Regions from separate parts of the Homo sapiens genome. Here region 2 is linked to region 1. A link is an interaction called in ENCODE POLR2A ChIA-PET data of the cell type or tissue named here. Cell type or tissue: CD4-positive, alpha-beta T cell. All regions are shown on one strand.

Region 1 (5,000 bases):
CTATTAAGTGTGCAATAGCATTATGCATGAAAAATATATACACTTTAATTTAAAAATACTTTATTGCTAAAAAATGCTAAGGATCATTTGAGCCTTCAGTGAGTTGTAATCTTTTTCCTAGTAGAGGGTCTTGCCTCGATGTTGAAGGCCACTGATTGATCAGTGGTGGTTGCTGAACGTTGGGGTGGCTGTGGAAATTTCTTAAAATATGACAACAACGAAGTTGGCTGTATCAACTTCCTTTCACAAAAGATTTCTCTGTACCATGTGATGCTGCTGGGTAACACTTTTACCCACAATAGAACTTGTTTCAAAATTGGAGTCAATAGGTCTGTAATCCCAGCACTTTAAGAGGCCAAGGCAGGTGGAACACTTAAGGCCAGGAGTTCAAGACCAGCCTGGCCAATATGATGAAACCCCATCTCTACTAAAAATACAAAAATTAGCCAGGCATGGTAGCATGTGCCTGTAATCCTAGCTACTCGGGAGGCTGAGGCAGGAGAATCGCTTGAACCCATGAGGCAGAGGTTGCAGTAGGCTGAGATTGCACCACTGCACTCCAGCATGGGTGACAGAGCGAGACTATTTAAAAAAAAAAAATTGGAGTCAATCCTCTCGAACTCTACTTCTGATTTAATAAACTTATGTGGTATTTTAAAATCCTTTGTCATTTTAACAATGGTCACAACATCTTCACCAGGAGTAGATTCCATCTCTAGAAACCACTTTCTTTGCTCATCCACAAGAAGCAATTCCTCATCCATTCAAGTTTTATGAGATTGCAGCAATTCAGTCACATCTTCAGGCTCCACTTCTAATTCTAGATCTCTGGCTATTTCAATCACATCTGCAGTTACTTCTTCCACTGAAGTCTTGAACCCCTCAAAGTCATCCAATAGGGTTAGAAGCAACTTCATCTAAACTCTTGCTCATGTTGATAAGGTTGTGACCTCTTCCTATGAACCATGAATGTTCTTAATGGCATCTAAAAGAGTGAACCCTTTCCAGAAGGTTTTCAGTATGCTTTGTGCCATGATCCATCAGCGGAATCACTATCTATGACAGCTATATATAGCCTTATGAAATGTATTTCTTAAATAATAAGACTTGAAAGTTGAAATTACTTCTTGATCCATGGGCTGCAGAACAGATGTTGTGTTAGAAGGCATAAAAACACTAATCTTCTACATTTCCATCAGAGCTCCTGGATGATTAGGTGCACTGTCAACGAGGAGTGATATTTTATTTATTTATTTATTTATTTATTTTTTGAGACGGAGTTTCACTCTTGTTGCCCTGGCTGGAGTACAATGGCACAATTTTGGCTCACTGCAACCTCTGCCTCCCGGGTTCAAGCAATTCTCCTGCCTCAGCTTCCCGAGTAGCTGGGATTACAGGCATGCGCCACCATGCCCGGCTAATTTTTTCTATTTTTAGTGGAGACAGGGTTTCACCATGTTGGCCAGGCTGTTCTTGAACTGCTGACCTCAGGTGATCCACCTGCCTCGGCCTCCCAAAGTGCTGGGATTATAGATGTGAGCCACCAAGCCCAGCCAGGAGTAATATTTTAGTTGTTTGTTTTTTATCAACCAAGAAAAAGCACTGAATTGAGCAGCAATATTTTGAAAGGAATCTTTTTTTTCTGAGCAGTAGGTCTCAACAGTGGGCTTAAAATGTACAGTAAACCATGCTGCAAACACATGTACCGTCATCCTGGCTTTGTTATTCCACTCATACTGCACAGGCAGGGTATATTTAACATAATTCTTAAGGGCCCTAGGATTTTAGGAATGGTAATAAGCGTTGATTTTGAAACCACTTCAAGTCACCAGCTGCATTAGTCTCTAACAACAGAATCGAAGTGTCCTTTGGAGCTTTGAAGCCAGGAATTAAAGTCCTAGATGGCATCTGCTTCCAAAAGAGACTGTTTCATCTATGTTGAAAATGCAGGCTGGGCACGGTGGCTCACACCTGCAATCCCAGCACTTCAGGAGGCCAAGAAGGGTGAGTTACCTGAGGTCAGGAGTTCGAGACCAGCCTGACCAACATAGTGAAACCCTGTCTCTGCTAAAAATACAAAAATTAGCCAGGTGTGGTGGCGGGCACCTATAATCCCAGCTACTCGGGAGGCTGAAGCAAGAGAATTGCTTGAACTTGGGAGGTGGATGTTGCAGTGAGCTGAGATTGTGTCATTGCACTCCAGCCTGGGCGACAGAGCAAGACTCTGTCTCAAAAAAAAAAAAAAAAGAAAGGAGGAAAGAAAATCTGTGGCTGAGTGCAGCCACATTCAGCAATGACCTCAGCCAGATCTTCTGGATAACTTGCTGCAGCTTCTATAGCAGCAATTCTTGCTTCATCCTGTACTTTTATGTTATGGAGTTGGCTTCTTCTTCCTCTTTTTTTTTTTTAATAGACAGAGTCTTGGTCTGTCACCCAGGCTGGAGCGCAGTGGCATGATCTCGGCTCACTGCAACCTCCGCCTCCTGGGTTCAAGCAATTCTCCTGCCTCAGCCTTCCAAGTAGCTACGACTACAGGCACACGCCACCATGCCCGGCTAATTTTTGTATTTTTAGTAGAGACGGGGTTTCACAATATTGGCCAGGATGGTCTCAAACTCCTGACCTCAAGCGATCCACCCACCTCAGCCTCCCAAAATGCTGGGATTACAGGCATGAGAAACTGCGCCTGGGTGAGATGGCTTCTTTCCTTAAACCTCATGAACCAACCTCTGCTAGCTTCAAACTTTTCTTTTGTAGCTTCCTCAGCTCTCTCAGTCTTCATAGAACAGAAGAGAGTTAGGCTTTGCTCTAGATTAGCCTTTGGCTTAAGGGAATGTGGTGGCTAGTTTGATCTATCCAGACCACTTAAACTTTCTCCTTATGAGCAAATAAGGCTGTTTCACTTTCTTATCATTTGTGTGTTCATCAGAATAGCACTTAATTTCCTTCAAGAATTTGTCCTACCTTGGCTTTCAACATGCTTTCCTCACTAACCTCAATCATTTGCAGCTTTTTATTTAAAGTGAAAGACATGCAACTCTTTCTTTCACTTGAACACTTAGAGGCCTAATTTCAATATTGTTATCTCAGGGAAGAGGGAGGCCCAAGGAGGGGGAGAGACACAGGAATGGCTGATCAATGGAGCAGTCAGAAGACACACAACATTTCTCTTGATTAAGTTCACCAACTTATGTGGGTGATGTTCACGGGACCCCAAAACAATTACAACAGTAATACCAAAGATCACCGATTACAGATCACCATAACAGATATAATAATGAAAAAGTTTGAAATGTTGCAAGATTTACTGAAATGCAACAGAGACATGAAGTGAGCCACATGCCATTGAAAAATGGCACCAATAGACTTGCTCCATGCAGGTTTGCCACAAACCTTCAACTTGTAAAAAGCACAGTATCTGTAAAGCAGAAAAAGCAAACCACAATAAAACAAGGTGTGCCTGTATACAAGAGCACATTGCATTACCCACTCACCAACACTGAATATCACTCAAAAATTTGTCCTAATTTAATGGGTAAAAAGGCTAAGTTATGACTTTGATAATTAGCCTTTATTGGCATTTATATGCTCTAGGTACAGTGTTAGATGCTTCGTATACATTATCTCGTTTAATCCTCACGACACTGTGAAGTGCTACTATTATTATCCCCACCTTACAGATTAAGAAACCGAGACTTAGAAAGCTTACATTGGCCAGGCACGGTGGCTCACACCTGTAATCCCAGTACTTTGGGAGGCTGAGGTGGGTGGATCACATGAGGTCGGGAGTTCAAGACCAGCCTGACCAACATGGAGAAACCCCGTCTCTACTAAAAACTAAAAATACAAAATTAGCCAGCGTGGTCACGCATGTCTGTAATCCCACCTACTCGGGAGGCTGTGGCAGGAGAATCGCTTGAACCCGGGAGGCAGAGGTTGCGGTGAGCCAAGATCGCATCATTGCACTCCAGCCTGGGCAAAAAGAGCGAAACTCCATGAAAGGAAGGAAGGAAGGAAGGAAGGAAGGAAGGAAGGAAGGAAGGAAGGAAGGAAGGTTGGTTAAATTGTTGAACACAAGGCTTGTAATGGGTAGAGACAGGCTTTGAACCCAAGCTGCCTTACTCTTGAGTCCATACTCTATCCATTCCTGCCTATGGTATCTTATTGTTTTAATCTATGTGTCATTGCTTACAGTGACAACAAATACACTCCCAGATGTTTCTTTGCTGGTTAGGTTTCCTATTTTCCTGATTTTTCTAACCATGGCAAATTCGAAGGGTCAGAGGTAGCTTAGAAGGTGGAGTTTTAGAGATAATGGTTTGACCATGGGCAAGACAGAACTGGTAGTAAAAGCAGATGAGAAGCAAGAAAAGAACATCAGTAGTAACTGCAGGGACTAGTCTCGGGGCCTTTGTAGCCTTTACTGGATGGCGGGGATGATAAGTTCCACAAGCTAAAAAGGCCAGACGTAGGGCAGAGAAAATAATAGAGGAGGGTCTAGCTTCTGGTCCTCTGAACAGCTTCAGTAGTTCCTAAGAACTATTTGCACACTTTTTTCTTGTGTGTGAAGGCAAAGGAGCAGCTACTACCAACCCTAATGATGTCATAGGGTTAACAAATAAAGAAATCAGGAAATGGTTTCTTTTTTCTTCAAGAAATACTCTGGTTGAATTTCCTCAACAGGTTTCAACTTCTGCATTCAGAGAAAATAGTTCTGTTTTAGTAATTCAACAAAAGAACAAAACACTGCCAGACGGAGAGCTGGTAGTTACTAGCATGAACTCCAGAATCAAAGAGCCTGGACTTCAAATCTGGCTTTACCATTTTTGGCTGTGTGATGCAGGGAAATTGTTTAATCCTTCTTGGCCTCCACAGTCTTCCCTGTAAATAGAGACAGTAATAGTACCTACTCTGGGGTTACTAGAAAGAGTAAATGATGTATGCAAAGCCTTAGTTAGCCATATTGCCTGATGCACAGCAAAAGTTCAGTACATTTTTGC
Region 2 (5,000 bases), 84 kb after region 1:
GCCTGTAGTCCCAGCTACTCGGGAGGCTGAGGCAGGAGAATGGTGTGAACCCAGGAGGTGGAGCTTGCAGTGAGCCGAGATCGCGCCACTGCACTCCAGCCTGGGCAACACAGTGAGACTCTGTCTCAAAAAATAAATAAATAAACAAAAAAGAATAACAAGCAAAAAAAGAGACATCAAGGAGATGCATTGTCAGTTAGATTACAGGAAGGTTAGACACCTGGCTACCAGAGATGATAAGCAGCAGCCAGGGATAATAATTAAGGACAATGAAATTAAGTAATTAAAGAAAAATACTTACAGTGTGGGTGTTGATGATTTCACCAATGGAAATGTAGATTACTGGTTTGGTGAGGGTTACTAAATCAGAGTACTCATCCACATTAAATTTATCCTGAAGCTCTGGGACATCACAAGCAGTTTGGAAAAACCGTCTGAAATAAGCACAGGAGGCAGCCCCCCAAAAAGGGACATACACATGAAGTTGGCAAGAGGACATTTCACAAACCTCTCACACAATGAGTGCAAACAGAAGCCAGTCAACAGTTACTTCAAGAGAAAGTGCTGTGTGTTTGCTGTGCTTGACAACCTTGGGATAGTGGTTCGAATAACTTCTTTCTCCACCTAGTTTGTAGTTTTAGTTTTACCCATAAGAACCATTGCACCATGACTTAAAAGTTTCCAGACACCATTAGGAGAACCAATTCTATCTCTAAGACAGTGCTCTGAAGCACTGAATTCAAAACTAGATGTTAATTTACAAAAATTAAAAGCATTCTCCAATTCTTCTCTGATTACAAGGTAACATGTACTAAATGCATAATCATCATTATTTTTATGTTAACTACTATCTATTTCATAAGTGTTAACTACTATCTATTTCATATGAAAATTCTCTTCAAAGTAAATGGATCATCTTCTGGAATCCTGGGCACATCAAACACGTCTTCTACATATGGCAGTCCGGGGAAAGTGAGAGGTGGTTTTTAATCTTATTTTTCCCCTCAACAATAAAAATACATCCACAGACTCTCTTAAGCACTTGTGCCTTTCCCCTTACCTGAATTTCTGGTAGGACTGGGAAAGATATTCATTAATGATGCTTAAGTGGGCATTATCTCCCAGAAACATCTTATTGGAAGCAGCATGCTGAAGCATTTTTGCAATGGAGCCCAGATTTCGGCGTTGGTCTGTGGTAAGCTGGCCTCCTGCTGACAGGTCAATGATGTCAAAGGCATCAGGAGCAACAATGGCTGGATTCATGTATCGATAATAAAGCAAGTTACCAATAATCTGGAACAGACGAAACAGAAAGATGGGTATTAAAAGACATACCACCAAGGAAGCTATAAATGACTTTGCTAGCAAAGAAAAGCAGAAAATGCAGTCCTATGAGGAAAAAATAAATAAAAAATACATATACACACGCATGCATGCACATATACACACTCTCTCTCATGGCCTGGAACTAAATGAAATATCCCTTTGTTCAATACAGGAAAACAATGAGAACAGAACTGAAAACTACTGCCAGTAGTTAATGAAAGAGCAGATTCAGAAGGTAAAAATGACACACTTAAAGTCTGTTATTAAGTATTTCAGGGCATCTTTTGTTCACATATCATGGTAGCAAATAAGGCTGCTGTCACCCACATGCACTTTGTACTTTCATGTAGATGGGCTTTCCTTATAAAAAGCTAACAAACATAGCTAAATTCCTTAACATGACCCAATCAGCATAGAGTAACCCCACCTCCCAACATTCTCATGCTGCAGACTTCAAAGGCCAAGTTCATGCCTCTGAAATTAAATTCACTTAACACACATCTCTTCCACAGAAGAATTCAGGGGCAGTCACAGCATTTCCCCTAGAGTTTCATTCAGAAGAAATAAAATTAATTCACCTGAACAGAAAGTCTAGAATCGAGGCCTCACTGTAGGAAAGCACAGAACTAGGAGAGAGAAGAAAAAAGCATTCAGATTAAAAAAAAAAAGAAAAGAGAAGAGCATAGCTGAGTAAGAAAGAGTTATCAGCAACAGCCTTAGCAGAAACAACTGTGCCTGCTACTATTCGCCAGGTCACCAGCAGAGGGAACAATACTACAGCGAAAAGATAGGACTCAAAGAAACTCATCTGAAAACAGGAAAAATCCATCTTTCTACTTGTTTGATGTTTGTGTGCCAAACTATAGGAAGTGTTTCATCCTAAGAGAGGTACCATTTACCAATTACAATTGCTTTCAAAAGCTCACAATCAATGGTAAGCTACTGCCAGAACCTACACTTAGGCAGTTAGTAATGATCTATGGTCAGCCCTGGTTTTATTGCTTTGTCCTCAAAGGGCAGGAGTCTGCCGGCTATGAGATTCTTACCTTCAGCAGCTCATCCTCACCAGCATCAGGGAACTTCTCATGCAACGAGTCCTTCAGCACTTTGGCAATGAAGCGCATCCCATAACTGCGGGATGGACAAAACTTAGTGAGAAGGGCCAAGGAGCAGAAAGGCACTTAGTGCTGGGTTCTACTGGGGGTCATGACAACTGATGGCACTCACGGGATTTTGTCCACAGAGCTGACAATGGCTGAGAGAAACTTGTCTGTCACAGCCCGCATGTTCCTGATGGAGCTGTCTAGCCGTGTCTTCACTTCTTCATGAGCTAGCGCCTGCTCAGGGGTCACATCATAGGGCAGTTTGCTGGGAAGACAGAAATTATACCCAACTATGTTAGACTAACAGCCAGGAACAGCCTGAAGCAAGTGTCTTATCTTTCATAAACTATAAGACCCAGAAATATTAGATAGCTTAAGCTCATCCTCACGGGGCTGGTAAGTGATAAGTCTAGAATCTGAACGCAGGTTTTTAACTGTGAATCAGGTGCCTGAATTGTGTGCCAGGCACAATAACAGGCACTTGGGAATAAAAGTTATACAAGACATGACACCTTCTCTTCAGTCTTTTACAGTCTGGTGGGAGCGACACACAAACAGATGATTATAAACCTATTGTGCTGTAAATCAGTTCACCAAAAGTGCCACAGGACCATAGGGAAAGGGCTTCAACTCAGAATGGAAAAAGCAAGGAAAGCTTCCAAAACGAAGGGATGCTTGAACTCAGGAAAAAAGGAGAGGAAGAGTCTTCTAGGAAGGAAGGGGAGACAGGAGAAATGACAGTGGAAAAGCAGACAGGGAGCAGGCCATGACAGACCCCGTATATGATACTGACAAATCTGGACTTTGTTAGAAACCAGAAGGAGGTCTTCAAGGATAGGAGTGCTATGCCAGGCACAGCAGCACATGCTAGCATTCCCAGCTACTAGGAAGGCTGAGGTGGGAGGACTGCTTGAGCAAGACCTTGTCTTAAAAAAAAAAAAAAAAAAAAAAAAAAGAGGCAGAGAGAGCTTTGGTACACACAGAAGGGGAAGAGAAGGCAATGTGACCACAAAGGCAGAGGCTGGAACCACACAGCCACAAGTTGAGGGATGTCAACAGTCACCACAAGCTCTAAGAGTCAAGAAACAGAGTTTCCACTAGAGCCTCTGCAGGGAGCGTGGCTCTTCCAGCACCTCGACTTCATGATAATGGTTTCAAATTTCTGGCCTCCACAATTGTGAGACCATGACTTTCGGTTGTTTTAAGCCACCCAATTTGAGGTGATTTGTTATGGCAGCCTTAGAAAATACAAGTAGAGGCCGGGTGTGGTGGCTCACGCCTGTCATCCTAGCACTTTGGGAGGCCGAGGCGGGTGGATCACCTGAGGTCAGGAGTTTGAGACCAGCCTGGCCAACATGGAGAAACCCCATCTTTACTATAAATACAAAAATTAGCCAGGCGTGTGGCGCATGCCTGTAATCCCAGCTATTCGGGAGGCTGAGGCAGCAGAATCGCTTGAACCAGGGAGGCAGAGGTTGCAGTGAGCTGAGATTACACCATTGCACTCCAGCCTGACCAACAGAACGAGACTCTGTCTCAACCACAACAACAAAAAGAAAAATACAAGTAGATAGGGATACCCCTCTTCATTTGTCATAGCATGGCTAAATTAAAATTGGTAGACTATGAACACAAAAATTCTGCAAAAATCAACAGAAACATTCTATGAGAAATAAATAAATACATGGAACTTAACAATAAAGAATATTGTATATTTTATTATTTATATGAGTTTTAAAAGTAGTAACCAGCAAGGGAATCAATATGCTAAAAAACGTTGGTGATAGAACAGAACATTAACTTTGAGATTTTAGGAAAGAACATTCCCAAGAGGTGACAAGATTCCAGTTTGCTACGTGTATGGTGGCTGAAGTAAAAGAAGAAAGCTAAGGGACCTGTGATGCTTACCTGCAGGACAGATCCCCACCACACCACCATCCCTCACAGTCACTGGTATCTTAAAAAGAGTTCAAATCAATTTCCTTTTTTTTTTTTTTTTTTTTTAAGATATGGGGTCTACATTGCCCAGGCAGTGCTCAAACTCCTGGGCTCAAGCGATCTTCCTGTCTTGGCCTCCTGAGCAACTGGGACTACTGGTGCATGCCACCATGCCTGGCTCAATTTCCATTTTATGAAAGGCAAAATAAGACACCAGTTTCTTATAGGTACCCACAAGAAAACCAATCCTGAAATGTCCAGCGGGCTTTGGATCTGAAAATGACTGACTCATGGACCATCAGAGGAAATAACTGAGAAGCCCGGAGCCAGTGTACATGGGGCTATCGGCAAGGAATGCCCTGGGTTGCAGGCAAAACTTCCCAGACAAGTATTGCACTTGGCTGACCACATTCCTGGATGTGGGCCTCAGGTATGCAGGCAAAAAAATTAAAAAGACTTTTGCAATGATCTGAGTCCTGATAACAGACCTACATGGTACTGAGAACCAATCAGATGCCAAATGATTCCTAATAAGGAAACGCCCCTTCTTTCTTTTTTTGTCAACCAGGATGGAGTGCAGTGGCGCCATCAAGGCACACTGCAGCCTCAACCTCCCATGCTCAACCTATCCTC

Evidence for each region. ChIA-PET counts read pairs that join two places held together with the same protein. Peaks named below come from ENCODE experiments on the same cell type or tissue, not always from the same donor. Only the 100,000 strongest peaks of a DNase experiment are listed, where the experiment ranks them.
Region 2: POLR2A ChIA-PET joins it to region 1 with 5 read pairs; 4 of 35 experiments call an interaction of 5 or more read pairs at or near these places.

What each region holds. Positions count from the first base shown.
Region 1 is chr15:90,563,960-90,568,959 of GRCh38, reverse strand. The region is part of intron 2 of CRTC3 (CREB regulated transcription coactivator 3); the gene reads right to left. Among named protein-coding and RNA genes, the nearest start is that of CRTC3, 37 kb to the right of the region's middle. In CD4-positive, alpha-beta T cell, no CTCF peak of the experiment used is centred here; DNase peaks (open chromatin) are centred at 259, 2,319 and 4,639; H3K27ac peaks cover 1,599 bases.
Region 2 is chr15:90,479,654-90,484,653 of GRCh38, reverse strand. It overlaps IQGAP1 (IQ motif containing GTPase activating protein 1), which reads right to left. Exons shown (of 38, transcript NM_003870.4): 27 at 2,554-2,694; 28 at 2,373-2,457; 29 at 1,061-1,293; 30 at 302-434. Among named protein-coding and RNA genes, the nearest start is that of CRTC3, 48 kb to the left of the region's middle. In CD4-positive, alpha-beta T cell, a CTCF peak has its summit at 2,073 (motif pointing right); DNase peaks (open chromatin) are centred at 2,083 and 3,463.